2 separate regions of the Mus musculus genome follow, and region 1 is linked to region 2. Evidence: chromatin loops called from intact Hi-C (ENCODE). Cell type or tissue: gastrocnemius. All regions are shown on one strand.

Evidence for each region. Peaks named below come from ENCODE experiments on the same cell type or tissue, not always from the same donor. Only the 100,000 strongest peaks of a DNase experiment are listed, where the experiment ranks them.
Region 1: it touches region 2 in a loop (5-fold over the local background); 21 of 42 quality-filtered maps call a loop at or near these places.

What each region holds. Positions count from the first base shown.
Region 1 is chr11:77,732,588-77,740,587 of GRCm38, forward strand. No RefSeq gene overlaps it. Among named protein-coding and RNA genes, the nearest start is that of Cryba1, 11 kb to the left of the region's middle. In gastrocnemius, a CTCF peak has its summit at 4,878 (motif pointing right); a DNase peak (open chromatin) is centred at 4,883.
Region 2 is chr11:77,787,768-77,795,767 of GRCm38, forward strand. All of the region lies in intron 1 of Myo18a (myosin XVIIIA), which reads left to right. Gm10277 reads right to left here and starts at 855. Exons shown (of 1, transcript XM_030246464.1): 1 at 1-855. In gastrocnemius, no CTCF peak of the experiment used is centred here; DNase peaks (open chromatin) are centred at 4,291 and 5,611; H3K4me3 peaks cover 1,086 bases; H3K27ac peaks cover 4,632 bases.

The DNA of each region.
Region 1 (8,000 bases), 55 kb before region 2:
CTTCTTGGTCATGATGTTTGTGCAGGAATAGAAACCCTGACTAAGACAATGTCCTAGAATGTAGCCCTAGCTTGTCTAAGTATACTTACTAAGTATACATTCCTTAGTATGCATTAACTGCAATGCATAATATTACTTTGTATCTCCCACTTGTAATTCTCTGCTTCTTGACCCCTAGTCTTGCTTGTGTGTGTGTGTGTGTGTGTGTGTGTGTGTGTGTGTGTGAGTATGTGTGTGTAGCTCTGTGGTTGACCCAGGACCTGGAACATGATAGACAAGCACTCTATTCTGTTTGTTTGTTTGTTTGTTTGTTTGTTTTTTCAAGACAGGGTTCCTCTGAATCACCCTGGCTGTCCTGGAACTCACTCTGTAGACCAGGCTGGCCTTGAACTCAGAAATCTGCCTGTCTCTGCCTCCCAAGTGCTGGGATTAAAGGCCTGTGCCACCATGCCTGGCTATGCACTCTATTCTTGAGTCACACCCTGGCCTCTATTCCTGCATTCTGAACCATGTATGGGTTGTGTGTGTTCCTGTGAAATGAGTGTGTTAGGGATTTGAATTCAGGTCCTCATGTTCACAAGGCAAGCGCTCTATTGACTGGACTATCTCCCCAGTTCCATATGTAGTTCTTTTTCAAACACATATAAAGTGCAAACTTAGTGTTATTTGGAAAGTCAGTTGTGTTGGATGGTGTTTTGAATGGGCAAACATGGGAAGGAGTGTTTTCCTAAAGCAGACAGAAGTGAAAGAATGTTTTGCTAAAACAGACACATAAAGGAACATTTTGCTGAAGTGGACACAGGTGAAAGGATGTTCTGCTAAAACAAGCATGAAAAAGGACACATGACAAAGGATTCTTCGCTAAGTAAATGACATACATGTATTGGTCCACCTTGCATTGCATAGTTCAGCTCCATTTGTCTGGATTCTGAACTTCCTAGAGAGAAACACACACCAAAAAACCCCTTCTGGTGGTATGTTGCAGTTTCTTGCTAGTTCTGCAGACTCAGGCTGATTGGCAGAGTGATGTCAGCTAATGCAGCCTCAAGTGCTAAGGCAAGACCCAGGGAGGACATGTGATGTTTGGAGGGAGTGTAAATAGGACTCAACGGCCGTGAGAAGGGCTTGCTTATAGAGCTACCTGAGCAATTCTTGTTGGTCTCGAGTCTTCACTGATCTTTGATTGGCTGAAAGAGGCACAGCTGAGAACTTCTCTTGGCATTCTTGGTGATCCTGGTTCCTCCTGCTAACTCATGCCGATTCAACTGAAGCCTGACTGTTCCTGCTAGGTCGTGCCACCACTGCTGCTGTCCTGACACTACTGAACTGGACTGCTGTTATATCCGTGAAGTGTTTTCAAGTGGAGGAACTGCCTCTGCTGACCTGTGAACTAAACTGCTGATTTCTTGTCAACACAGATGGGATTTGCTCCAAAGAACCTTTCCCCCCACCACTATGTCTGGTGGCCTAGAAGGGGGTTTAAAACATTAATCATTAAAAGCAGTTACACACATATTCCTACATGATATCTCATTACTATACAATTCCTTCCTATATGCAATTTGGTCATTTTAAATGGCCTGTCTATCTATCATGCACCAGTCTAACTCATCTCTCTATCCATCCATCCTCTATTATTCTGAAGTACTAGGAATCAACCCAGGTCTTATACTTTGCTGAAGTGGACACAGGTGAAAGGCTAAGGCAGACTCATGAAGGAAGTCTAAATAAACATCCTACCATTGGTCCTCAGCATTTATTTTAAATTCATTTTCACTCAGAAACATCTTTTGTGCTTGCCCTATTGGCTGTAGAAGCCATGTAATGAATTTTCTCATTCATTGCATGTTTCACCCTGTCATGATACTTGTGTCTTTATGTGAGGGAAGATCTCACCAGGGAGCTTAGGCTGGCTTCAGACACACAGGAATCCCCCTGCCTCAGCATTCTGAGTCCTGAAATCGCAGGTATGAACTACCAGGATCCAAAGGTATTGGGTTCTTTTCTCATTTGTTTCTTTAGTGGGTCAGGTCATGTTCATCTCTAGGTTTTGGGAAATTCCCAGCAAGTCTATTTTGGGCTTCTGTATTTTACCATTTGACCTCTCCGTATCGCCGCTGAAGAGCTTTGACTGACCAACCTCTCAGCCAGGCATTCTCAGGAGGTCTAGTGTGTGCTCAGGTAAACCTCTGATATTGGCACAATGCTAGAGCCCTGACTATTCATCCCACAGACTCTGGCAGACACCTTGCTCTTCTGCTCTGTTCCATAGCCCAGCAGGACAGTGTTTCTGGAATCGGCCTTATCTTCAGGACAATCCTTTTGTGGCTGGCTTTGAGCAGGATATCTGGATCCAGCTCCTGGTCTGAGGTCACATCTTACCTCCCTAGAGGAGCATTACATTTCTGATTCTGATACCCGAAGGGACTCTGGGCTTCAGCTGATGATAAGACAGTTCTGGGCATTGCCCTACCTAGAGGAGTTTTTTGTTTGTTTGGCTTGGTGGTAGTTGTTTGAGATAAGGTCTCCTACTTTAGCTAGTTGACCTTGAACTCATGATTCTCCTGCCTCTGTATCCTACCTCTTGGGATTACAGGTGTGTACCACCATGACCACCTCCCACCAAGAAATTTTTTTTTTTTATATATATATATATTTTTTTTTTAAGATTTATTTATTTATTATATGTAAGTACACTGTAGCTGTCTTCAGACACTCCAGAAGAGGGAGTCAGATCTTGTTACAGATGGTTGTGAGCCACCATGTGGTTGCTGGGATTTGAACTCCTGACCTTCGGAAGAGCAGTCAGGTGCTCTTACCCACTGAGCCATCTCACCAGCCCCCACCAAGAAATTTTAACTACCCTATTTTAAAAATATATAAGCACAAAATTGCACAAATTATGAACGAATAATCAGACAAGATTTTATGGAATACACTGAGATCAACTCAGGGAGCTTACCCAGCATCCTGCTGAGACCTCTGCAGGAGCCTCCAGTCTCACCACAGAAAGCCAGCTCCTATTCCATTCTGGCGCTGTAGGTTCCTTTTAGCTATTTGTATTTTGCCTGCGTGTCACAAGCATATTGACTCTTCAGTGCTGGACTCATTTTTCTCACAGCTGTATGTACAAGCTCTGCCGTGTTGTTGTATGAAGCCGGGCTTTGTATCCTCTCATTGCTGGATGGTACCGTGGCCTACAAAAGCCTTATTCCAGAGCTGCCACCTGTTCTCAGCCTTCCTAATGCTGTGACCCTTTAAAATAGTTCCTCCTATTATTGTGATCCACAGTCACAGAATATTCTGTTGCTACTTCATAACTGTAATTTTGCTACTGTTGTAAATGTCTGACAGGCAGCATCTCTGAGATGCAACCCCCATAAAAGGGCCCTTTGACCCCCAAAGGGACCAACCCACGGGTTGAGAAGTGCTAACTTGGGCACTTCCTTACTTTGTAGCTGTCATTCACAGAATTGGTAGAAACCCTCTGTGTTTCAGGTTCACATAGGGGGTATGTACAGCTTTTTGTGAGATACACAGGAATGGAATAGCTGGGTAAGCTGCACACTCACTTTTTATAGACTGTGAACAGAGTTTTAACCCATACTGACACATTTGCACTCACACATGACTTTGAGGTCCATACGTCACAGAGGACTCAGAACTACTACATGTCTTGTTCCTCAACTGCATTGAAATTGTTGTTGTTTTTTTTCTAAAGATTTATTTATTTAATGTACGTGAGTATACTGTTGGTCTCTTCAGACACACCAGAAGAGGGCATCAGCTCCCATTACAGATGGTTGTGAACCACCATGTGGTTGGTGGGAATTGAACTCAGGGCCTCTAAGAAGAGCAGTCAGTGCTCCTAACCTCCAGCCCTGGTCTTTTTTTTTTTTTTCTTTTAAGGTTTATTTGTTTATTTTACATATATGAGTGTTCTGTTTTCCTGCACACCAGAAGAAGGCATCAGATCCCATTACAGAGTTGTGAGTCACCATGTTGTTGCTGGGATTTGAACTCAGGATCTCTAGAAGAATAGCCAGTGCTCTTAACCACTGAGCCGCCTCTCCAGCTTTCCTTCCTTCCTTCCTTCCTTCCTTCCTTCCTTCCTTCCTTCCTCCCTCCCTCCCTCCTTTCTTCCTTCCTTTCTTTCTTTCCTTCTTTCTTTCTTTCTCTTTCTTTCTTTCTTGAGACAGGGTTTTTTGTGTAGCCTTGGCTACCCTAGAACTCACTCTGCAGACCAGGCTGATCTGGAACTCATTCCGTAGACCAGGAACTCACAGAGATCTGCTTACCTCTGCCTCTGGAGTGCTGAGATTACAGGCATGCACCACCACTGCTTGGCACTTTTTCTTTTTAAGGTAAATGATTTAAGACTGATGTGAGGCCAGGCAAAATGGCACACATCTGTAATCCCGAGGCAGGAGGATCTTAAGCTCCATGTTAGCCTGAGGTATATATGAGAATCTTTCTCTTGTGGGGAGAGGTGTTACATGCTTGTAATCCCAGCCTGGAGGTGGAGATCAACCTAGGCTACTTGAGAACTTGTCTCATCTTTGCATTTCTGTAAAGTCCTAGAATCTAGAGCCCCATGTTGTAAGATACAGATAACTGGACCAGAGAACAGTTTGCCCACATGCAGCTTGGAATGAATCTATCTATAGATTAAAAAAAAACAAAAACAAAAACAAAACAGGTGGACAGCCACCCTGGAGGATCTGTCGTATGAAGCCTTGTTTCTGTAAGGTATATTGTGTGTGACATTGGCTTACTGCTGGCAGGGGATCACTGGCTGAATGTAATTCTAGAATATTGGTAATTTGTCCTGTTGACCAGGGATCCTACTGGCTATCCTCCTGATCTTTCGTCTCTGACCACCAGGGGGCGTACGTCAGGCTTCAGAGCATCAGCATTCCCAGCCAGAGTGGAAAGCAAGCTCCTTGGGGAAGAGGGATCAGAGGCATAGGAAAGACTTTTGCTAGAAGAAAAGATGAGAGTTTTCAAAGCGTGGTCCATGGAAAGTGCAGTTAAAAATCGACCCTGCTTGTTCTCTCAGGCTTAGTTAGACTCTGTGGGGATGGAACTTGGGAATTTTGTGTTAAACAATGCCAACAGCCCTGCAGCTAGGACTGTCTGTATTCACACTACTTGGGCTCAACAGTGTTTTTGACCATGTTAACTATCAATCTCTATCAATTTAGTTAATTTACAATCCATTATTATCTTCTAGGCTGATACAAACACACATCTAGCTCTTAGAATTGCTGTGAGCAGTGAAGCAATCAATTTGCATAAAGAGTCCCTGGAAGCATCTCTCTCTCTCTCTCTCTCTCTCTCTCTCTCTCTCTCTCCCTCTCTCTCTCTCTCTCTCTCTCTCTCTCTCTCTCTCTCTCTCTCTCTCTCTCTCTCTCTTCCACACTTTAAAAGTGCAGGGTGAGGTAGGGGTAAACTGGGTGGGGTGGAAAATGTCTTTAATCCCAGCACTTGAGAGGCAAAGACAAGAGGATCTCTATGAGTTCAAGACCAACCTAATCTGTTGTGTTTCAGGACAGCCAGGTTACATAGAGACAAACTGTTTCAACAAACAAACAAATGAACAAACAAAACAAAACTCCAAATAAATAATGTTTCTTCTAGTAGGGGAAGTAGAAAAATAAAGAATGTAAAAAAAGGGCTGGAGAGATGGCTCAGCGGTTAAGAGCACTGGCTGTTCTTCCAGGGGTCCTGAGTTCAATTCCCAGCAACCACATGGTGGCTCACAACCATCTGTAATGGGGGTCCGATGCCCTTTTCTGGTGTGTCTGAAGATAGAGACTGTGTACTCACATGCATAAAGTAAACAAATAAATCTTTTAAAAAAGGAATGGAAAAAAAAAGAAAGAATGAAAGTATAATGCTAATTTTCATTCCTTTTCTTTGTATTTCTCTGAGGGAGGAAATAGGGTCTCATTATGTAGCCCAGGATGGTATTGAACACGTAGCAGTTTCCCTACCTCTGCCTCCCAAGTGCCTGACCCTAACCGGTTTTTAAGAAGATAGCAGGAAGGGCTGGCAATCTGTCTTAGCAGTTAAGAGCAGAGAACGGAGGTTTGGTTCCCAGCAACCACCTGCAACTCCAGCTCCAGAGGGACCCAGCGCTTCTGATTTCCATAGGCATCTGCACTGTGCTCATACCTGCCCAAAGAAATGTAGATAACTTAAAACAAAATACCTTTTCAACAGAGATGACTGGAATGGCAGGAGGTGACCTTGAGGCCTGAATAGGGCCTTTGGAGCAGTGGGTAACCGAGGAACCTGGTCCGGGAATGGAGAAAAGAGAAACGGAGTGATTTAGGAGCTTAGAAGGGGCCCAGTAGTCCCTGCTCACACTGTTAATCATAGCACTCCGGAGGCAGAGGCAGGTATATCTCTGTAAGTTCAAGGCCAGCCTAGTCTACAGAGCAAGCTTCAAAAAACAAAACAAAACAAACAAATAAGCAACACCCCTCCCCAAAAAAGCCCAAACCAATCAAACAAACAAACAAACAAACAAAACATTTAGCATGTGGCTCACCTGTCAGGGTCCTCCAGCAATTAGCTTGCTTCTGCTGATAGACTTTTTCTTCTCTTTTCTTTTTTGAGGTGGGGAGAAGGTAGGGGAATGGGATTAGTGTCTTGTACCCTGCATTTAATTTAAAATAATTTAACCTTAGCCAAAATCATAATTATAGGGCTAGAGAGACAGCTCAGAGATGAGCACACTGGCTGCTCTTCCAGACAACTCGGACTGGGTTCTCAGCACCACATTCTGGCTCACACCGTCTATAACTCCAATCCAGGAAAACTGATGGCTTTCTGGCTACTCAGGCATGGAAGTGGTATGCAAACATGCATGCTCAAAAAACAGGCAGTGGCGATGCACTTTAACCCCAGGACTTGAGGTCGGGGGGGGGGGGGGGGGGGGGGGGGGGGGAGGCAGAGGCAGGTAGATCTCTGAGTTTGAGACCTGCCTGATCTCCAGTGTTGAGGTTTGGTATGTTGCCATGTATCATAATGCTAAATACTGGTCCCCAAGACCTGGTTGCCTCAGGGACAAGGAAATCCTCATGTACCAAGTGATGCTATGTAACCCTGCTCCTTAATTTAAAACTATTAGTTGAATAAAGATGCCTATAGCTGGGCAGAAGAGAGGTAGTGGATCTCTGGTTTCTAGGGATTAGGGTCTGAGGCAGAGGCTGGAGGAAGAGGAGAGAGAGAAGAGAGGAAGACACCATGGAGTAAGGGATCAGAAGAACTGGCCGTGGGCCAGTCATTGTAAGAACAGCCCAGGCAGAACATGGCAAGTCACATCTGGGCTTTATTGACAGGGAAGTAGACAAAATAGCTTAGAGGGCTGGTATCTGCTCAGCTCTAGTGCTGTTAAGGCTTACTATAAATGTAAAGGTGTTGTGTCTTTCATCTGGAAACTGAATGATCAAAAGCAGAAAGGAGTAGAAATTCCCAATTAATATTTTCCACAACAGAGCAAGTTCCAGGACAGCCAGGGTTATACAGAGAAACCCTATCTTGAAAAAACAAATAATCAAAAAAAAAAAAAAAACAGAAACAGAAACAAAGAAAAAAAGAAAAACACCCATATATATACACACACACATACATATATATATATATATATATATATATATATACACATATACATGTATATACTTATATATATACATATACACACACATATATATATACATATACACATACATATATATAATCATAATCATAGTTTGAATAATAACAATGCAATACAAGGGTTGAAGAGAACCGGAAGGTCTGAGGTGCCCATCCTCTCATATTTACAACACAACAGAAGACTGGGAGGCAAGGGGAGCGCCTTCTTGTCAGCACACACTGAGGACACTGGGGAGATTCTCATCTGGCACCTTCCAGCCTGGTTCCTGTCCTGGAGGCTGATTCCTTCCAGACTTGGCAAAGGGAGAGAGACTTACAGGCTTTGAAGAAAAACC
Region 2 (8,000 bases):
ACTGGGCTATGGTGTTTGAGACAGGGTGTGCTGGGGGTAGGGTGGGGGTGGGGATGGGCGCACACTGCTGTGGTCTGCCTTCCTGGAATCCAGTGAACAGCAAACAGCCCTGTTCCCCACAGCACTGATCTGTGCCTGGCACTGTCCCATGTACTGTGGCCTCGAGTCTGACCTCAGGACTTCGGGATGACAGGAGTTTCTTGTTTAGGTTGTGGGGACTGGAGAAAGTGAGGGGTGCCAGCCTGATCCCCACCTGAAATGCCCGTTCCCTAGCTGGTGGGAGCAAAGCACACTGCACAGGCACATGGAGACCCCTCAGTGTTAGCTTAGACACTTTTGCTAGCTCATGCTCCACTAGATTCTGGCAGGACTCTAGTGTGAGAATGACCTAGGGACTGCCCCTGTAACCCTTGCAGAGGACCTGGGCTTGGTTTCTAGCATCTCACACAAGCTTACAACCACTGTAACCCCAATTCCAGGAGACCTAGTGCCCTCCTCCGGCCTCCATGAGCAGCAGGCACACATGTAGTGCACATACAAATGTGGAGACAAAACACGAATACACATGTGGAAAATGTTTTTGCTCTTAGCCTCCAGTACTTCCTTCAGCATGGCTTCAGAGCAGAGGAGGGGGTCCCAGAGAAGGCAGGGCTGAGTGTTTCCACTTCACTCAGCTGGCTGAGTTTTCTTCCACTGTTGGTGTCTCTTCTCTGCCATTGGAAGAGGGATCTTGCTGCGTGTGGCGTACATCTGTAATCTATCATATCACTTGGGAGTTGGAGGCAAAAGAATCAGGAGTTCAAGTTTAGCATCAGCTACATAGCAACTTTGAGGTCAGCCTGGGCTACATAAGACCTTGCTTCAAAAAACAAACAAGCACAAAGACAACTAAAAACAAAAACAAAAGGCTGGAGGGGAAAGATGACTCAGTGGTTAAGAATACTTGTTCTGGCCGGGCAGTGGTGGCACATGCCTTTAATCCCAGTACTTGGGAGGCAGAGGCAGGTGGATTTCTGAGTTCAAGGCCAGCCTGGTCCAGGACAGCCAGGGCTACATAGAGAAACCCTGTCTTGAAAAACCAAAAGAAAGAAAGAAAGAAAAAAAAGAATACTTGTTCTGGAGCTGGAGAGATGACTCAGAGCATTGACTGCTCTTCCAGAGGTCCTGAGTTCAATTCCCAGCAACCACATGGTAGATCACAACCATCTGTAATGAGATCTGATGCCCTTTTCTGGTGTATCTGAAGACAGCAACAGAGTACTCATATACATAAAAGTAATAAAAACTTCTGAAAAACCCAGAACCCTTGTTCTAGCAAAGGATCAGAGTTCGTTTCCTGTGATGGTCTTATGATGGCTCACATCTATAACTCCAATTCCAGGGATGCTAACACCCTCTTCTGACCTCATACATCTATACAGACAAGACACTCATATACATAAGAAAATTAAAAAGAAATTTAAAAGTGCTCAACTTATTAAAAGAGTAAGAATGGGGGAGGGGTAAACTAATCTGTACTGGGTTCTCTTTTTGTCCCACCCATTTTCTTTTTTTCTTTTTTTTTTTTTTTAAAGATTTATTTACTTATTATATGTAACTACACTGTAGCTGTCTTCCAACACTCCAGAAGAGGGCGTCAGATCTTGTTACAGATGGTTGTGAGCCACCATGTGGTTGCTGGGATTTGAACTCCAGACCTTCGGAAGAGCAGTCGGGTGCTCTTACCCACTGAGCCATCTCACCAGCCCCCACCCATTTTCAAAACTCCCCTGCCTGCAGCTTGTACTGCTGCCTTAGAAGCAGATGTGTGCGTATAGGGATTGGTGAGGGGCTGGTTCTGTCTGTAGGAGCCGCTCCCAGCTCATCTGGGACAAGAAGAGGAAGGCAGCTCAGAGGGAAGGGCTCAGACATCAGGACTGATGTATGGCTTTGGTAACATTTTGGGTGATGTGTGGCTTTCGGCTGGCTTGCCTCCGGCTGAGTGACCTTGGGCAGATTCTTTCATCTCTCTGGGCCTTATTTCCCTCTGCTATAAAACAAGAGTAATAATGGTGCTTATAAGTGTTGTGAGGGCTGACAGACATAGTGCATTTAAAATCACTTTGAATAGCGCCTCAAAAACTATTAAAGTGGTTCCCATCACCTCAAAGGGTAATAGACCTAAAGTGGATGCCCAACACCTACATATACTATGTCCTGTACATGGGTATTTACGGTAAATTTTAATTCATAAATTAAGTACAGTAAGAGGTTAACAGTAACAGCAAGATAAAATAATCCTAACCGAACATTGTAATAAAGCTTACAAATGTCCACATGCCGTGATCAATACCAGGAATCCCACCACTTAGGGAGTGGAGGAGGAGAAACAGGAATTCAAGATCACCTTGAATTACATAGCAAATTTGATGCCAGCCTGGGCTACATGAGACCCTGTATTAAAACAAAACAAAAGAAAAGAAAAACAAAACAAAATCATCAAATGAGAAACCTGATGAATCCTTTGTTTCTAGAATTTGCCATTAAGTTGTTTTGGACTGCAGTTGACTGTGGCTAACTGAAACTGTAGCAGGTGGGACCAGGACTGTGGGGATGACTGTGGGGATGACGATCATTCGGGGCTCCAGAGAGAGAGCAGCACCCTCGTCAATCCACTTCTGAACCCCAGGAAGTGCTTGGTGTCTGGAGTGAGACCATCTGTGTGCAGAAGTGCTGCAGGCTCTGTTCCAGTTAAGGACGCAGCTGCGTGTTCTTTGCTCGTGTCCTCGGGGTAGTGCCTTTTCCCACAGTGTCCTTCCAGTGGAGCTGGGGAAGCAGCCTGAGCTTCCTCAGGGTCCCTCTGAGCATGGACAGCTTGCCCTGAGCTCCAGCCTGCTCTTTATAGTTTCACTCCCGCTCTTCAAACCGTGCTGAGTTTTCTCTGTCTGTCTGGGACCAGTGCCTTTGAGCTCCAGGTCTTCTGTTTGTTTTCCAGTTGATAAGCTTACTCTGCTCTTTGTTGTCAACTGTCTTCATGCCTGTCTTGCTCCCAGCAGCCATCTCCAGTAAGGCTAAGCAAGAAGAGAGGCGCAGGATTTAAAGGCAGCTCTCACCTGCTATCTCCTGGTGTCATCCTTACCACACACAGGAGTTTGTGCAGACTCTTCTGTGGATTTCCCTGAGAAAATTTCCAGGCCCTGTGGTAGGATGTGCTACCAGTCAGACCCGCTCAGTGGTCTCACTCTTCTATGTAACCAGGCTTAGTAGGGCTTGTCTGCGTCACTGCAGCAGGTACCCAGAGTCCGTTGTCCTCACCCTCATTTTGTCCCATGAGGCTGTCTAGAGGGAGATGTCCAGTTTGGCCGTCAGTACCCCATGGCCGAAGTCCTGGCCAGCCAGGGACAAGGTGACTTCATTGACTTTATTTGCCCTTGAAATGAACCTTGAAGGTTTTGCTTAGGCCCCTTTCTGGGAGTCCTGCAGCCAGTGCTCTGGTGGGAAACCCTCAGGCCGCTACATTCCAGACATCTTACCCAGTGCTGGCCCGAGGACTGTGGAAACAAGGGCGGATTGTGCTGGGCTGAGGGGCTTTCTCCCAAGCCGGGGCGCCTTGGGGTGGAGGCTGGCTTTCCTTCAGTCTCCTTCCAGCCCTGTGGCATCTGGCTTCTGCTCATTGGCTGGATGCTAATTGTGACTGCTCTCTCTCCCCCATTTCTTTTTGAGGCCCAGGGAACAAGACTCCACACATGGGACAAGGGTGTAAGCAGACTGTGGGCAGGGGCGGGGGAGGACAGCAGCAAGTCAGGGACACCCTCTGAAGGACGCTTGGCCAAGAGTGACCTTAAGCAGCCTGGAGGGGGACCTCCTGGGCCAGAACTGACCAACAGAACACACTGCAAAATAGAAATGTCCTGTGGTCACGTGGCCTCTGAACACTTGGAACCTGGCTTGTGCAACAGAGAAGCAGAACTTTACATTTTACTTGATTTTAATTTAATACAAAATATCCCTGGTATTTTTAATGTAACTTAAATTTAAATTGCTTTCGTGGCCAGTGGCTACTGTGTGGAACACTACAGCTCCAGATGGCTCCTAGAAGTGTGGGGTGGGGGCGGGGAAGCAGTTCTTACTTCTTATCTCCTTCTGCAGAGAGCTCCCCCCACCCGCCTCCCCAGGCTGAGCCTGGTGGCATTTCTCCTTCCTGTCAGGAAGGAAGGTTTGTTCTCTGGCAATTTCCCCACTTCACCAACTCTGGAATCCTGATGCCCTAGAGACAAGAGGTCCCTGGCAATGTGCCACCACACTATGGCAGTATTTCCCCGCCTTGCCAAATGCGACTCTTGCCCAGCTTGGTAACACACAGGTGCTCACAAGCCCAGTGGGTTTGGCGGGCTCTGCACGTGGGGGTGGGGGCGGAGACCAGGTAGGCAAAGCAGAAACCTCTTCCTGCTTCTGTGGGGACTGGGCTGGCTTTGTTGTTACTTCAAAGGGTTCTAGAAACAGGCCCAGGAAGGTCCTCAAGAAGTGAGCACACAGATCTTCAAATACAGGATCTGTGTGCCCCCCTACCCCCCGCCTCTGTTTAGGGGAACCTGAGAGTGCCTGAAGGAGCCTCTCTGCCTTTAAGAATGAGGATGCCAGCTTTCACACCCTGGAAGACCTTCCTTGGGCTTTATTAAATCAGTGTGGCCAGCCCTTAAGCTGGTTTTCCTTTATTCTTCTGTGGAAATAGAGAAAAGCGGTCGTTTATATGAAAAGAACACAGTGCTTCATTGTGCTTGTTCTCGAATGTCAGCCAGACAGGATGGGATGTGAATATAGTGAATGCGGTGTAATTAGTAGACTCAGACCCAAGTCTCCCTGAGATTTGAGGCAGAGCCTGGTGAAACCGTCAAGACAGGTCCTGGGCTTTGGGCCTTGTGGAAAATTGGAAAGGCAGAGGCAGTTTGGAAATCCCCAGAGCCAGAGGAAATCCCCAGGGACTGAGAATCCCCAAAGAGAAACGGTACCCCCGGAGCCACCAATCAGGTAGTCTTTCTATGTATCCAGGATCTGACGGTTTAGTTTTTGGGGGTAGACACCTGTTCTTGTAGAGCAGAAAAAAATGGTGCGCTCGTACACAGGGTTCTGAGCAAACCTTTGGATGTGTAAAACTGCAGTCTGGTGGAATGGAGGGCCGGAGTGGCCGATCCTTGAGTCTTTGGGACAGAGATCTGTGACTGCCCTCCCTATGCCCACTGACTCCACTTACTGCTTGTCTGAGGCCGCTCGCCACTATAAAACTCAAGACGTGGCTTAAATCTTTGAACTATAAACTCAGGTATTCATTCATTCACTTTTCCATCAGTAAACACTTAGTAAACATCTACGTGTTGGTGCTATTTCAGGTACAAAGGATAAGTTAGTAATGAAAAAAAATATAGGCGCCCAGCGCATTTTTGCACCTCCATTGCCATCTCTCTCCTGGGTAAAGTGAGAGGCCATCTTGCTGCTGCAGCCCCCCTGAAGCCTCAGCTCCCCAGGACGCTTTCTGGGGGCGGGTCCACCAGAGGTGAAATCTGCAGCCTTGGCTGTGCCAGCAGGTCCATGAGAAGGGGAAGGCTGCCCTCTGCCGGAAAATCTGGGGACACTGCAGGGCGGAGTGGCTCTTGAGTTCCTAGCGCATGCGCTGAACCTGGCTCCACCCATGCGCTGGCGGCTAGGCGGAACAGGAAGTGCAGTGATAGTCAGGTCTGAGGCCGATTTGGCCACTACGGCTGCCCGTGTGTGGACTTTTCGGACAGTACAGGTTTCCACTTACCAGCCCTCACCCTCTTGAGGTCATCTCTCGGCTTCTTTAAGGAGTTTGGCTGCTTCCCTTTCAGTATCTCTTGATCACTTAGTGTCATTAAAATATGGAGACACCCCTGCTAAAGCGTTTTCTGTAAATGCTGTGTTTAAAGCTGCTGTTGAGGAACCTCAGCCGTCCTCTGATGGGGTGCACCTGTCACGATTGGTGGCTGGCGCTCCCCTACCCAGGAAGCAGAAGTTCTGTGGTCTCTCCCAAGTCCTTAGGGCTGAGTGCTTGAAACAGGGCTCCCTAAACTTCCCTAAACAACAAGTTCCATTTGTTTTATTAGGTACTGTAAATTAGTAATACAAACATGTCGTTGGTACTCATTTATGAAAAGAGTGTCAGTAGATTCTTTTTGTAACTATTTTTATTTTATGTGCATTGGTATTTTACTTGCATGTATGTCTGTGTGAGGGCACCAGATCCCATGGAACTGGAGTTAAAGATGGTTGTGAACTACCATGTGGATGCTGAGAATTGAACCTGGGTCCTCTGGAGGAGCAGTCAGCGTTCCTAACTGCTGAGCCGTGTTGCAACCCTATAGACTCTTTCACATTTACTTACTGTTATTTGTATGTGTGTGTTAAGCATGAACATGCTACAGCACACATGAATGAGAGTTTGTGGATTCGCTTCTCTCCGTCTTGTGGATTCTGGGATCAAACTCAGATTGTCCAACGTGGTGGCAAGTACCTTTACCCACTGAGCCATCTCAGCCTGATGGACTGAGCACACACACACACACACACACAAATGCTATTTATTTGTTTAAAGACAGGGACTCACTGTGTATCTCTGCCTGGTCTGGAACTCACTCTGTAGACCAGACCGGCCTGGAACCTGCCTCTGCCTCCTGAGTGCAGGAACTAAAGTCGTGGGCCAACATGCCCAACTAAACGTGTGTGTGTGTGTGTGTGTGTGTGTGTGTGTGTGTGTGTGTGTGTGGTGTATGCACATATATATGTATATACATATATATTTATTTACAAGATCTTCAGGAGGAACGAGGGACAGCTGGAGCAGGGGAACATGCTCTCCTTAAAGTTTTAAGGAGAACCTCAGTTTTAGTGTTTCCACCCTATGTATTTTCTGATAAACCTACTATGTGTAATAACAGCACTTGTGGGCTGGTGAGATGGCTCAGTGGGTAAGAGCACCCGACTGCTCTTCCGAAGGTCCAGAGTTCAAATCCCAGCAACCACATGGTGGCTCACAGCCATCCATAATGAGATCTGACTCCCTCTTCTGGAGTGTCTGAAGACAGCTACAGTGTACTTACATATAATCAATAAATAAATCTTTAAAAAAAAAATAACAGCACTTGTGTGTCTGAGTAAGGTCACTGTGAGTTGGAGGCCAGCCTGGAGTACTATTATAGTGAGACCCTGTCCCCCAGATAAATAGACGAAAAACAAATAAAGCCCCTCTCTTTTTATGGATGAATAAAAAATAAATAAATAAACCCCCCTCTCTTTCATGGCCTGGCTCCAAACTGCACCCTGTGTGGCTGACCCCTCACCAAGAGAAGTTCTCACCCTCTGAGCCTTCCCAGAGCTTCCTTGTGCCCGTGCTGGAGGAGCGCACTCGTACTTCAGTTATGACTGTTGGGGTGTATTTGTTCTTTCCTCTGCTGGTCATGTTTTTTGGGGAGGGGAAGTCAGAAGCTAAGTCACTGCCACTCACCCATCCTTGTATGTGCCTCGTCTCTAAGCAGAGTCCAGGAGTGGGCGAGTGATAGGTTACCATAACAAACATTCTACCCATGCCTGCTCAAAGGACAGTTCTCCAGAGATGGAAAAGAACCAGACTGTGTTTCCCCATAGCATTCCCCGTGGGATGTTACACATGTAGCACTACTAGCTGCAGGGCCAGCTTCCCCCGCCTCCTCCAACTTCCCATCTGGCTTCCCATGGCTCTACTCAGCTCTCTACAGGGCCAAGGACCTCTCACCTCATCGATTGAACAGCACAGCAATGCAGAGCACTAAAGTTTTGGCCCCCTGTGGATATCCTCTTTCCCATTCCATCCAGCTTATTACTGTACCTTCTAGATGAGTTGGGTAAATCCAGTGGCTTGCTGAATACCTACTGTGTGCTTGGTGTTAGAGAGTAGGATAGCTTTGAGTAAGTCTTTCAGGAAGATATAAAATTAAGTATGCCCCCAGCACCAATAACCAGAAGAGTGACTT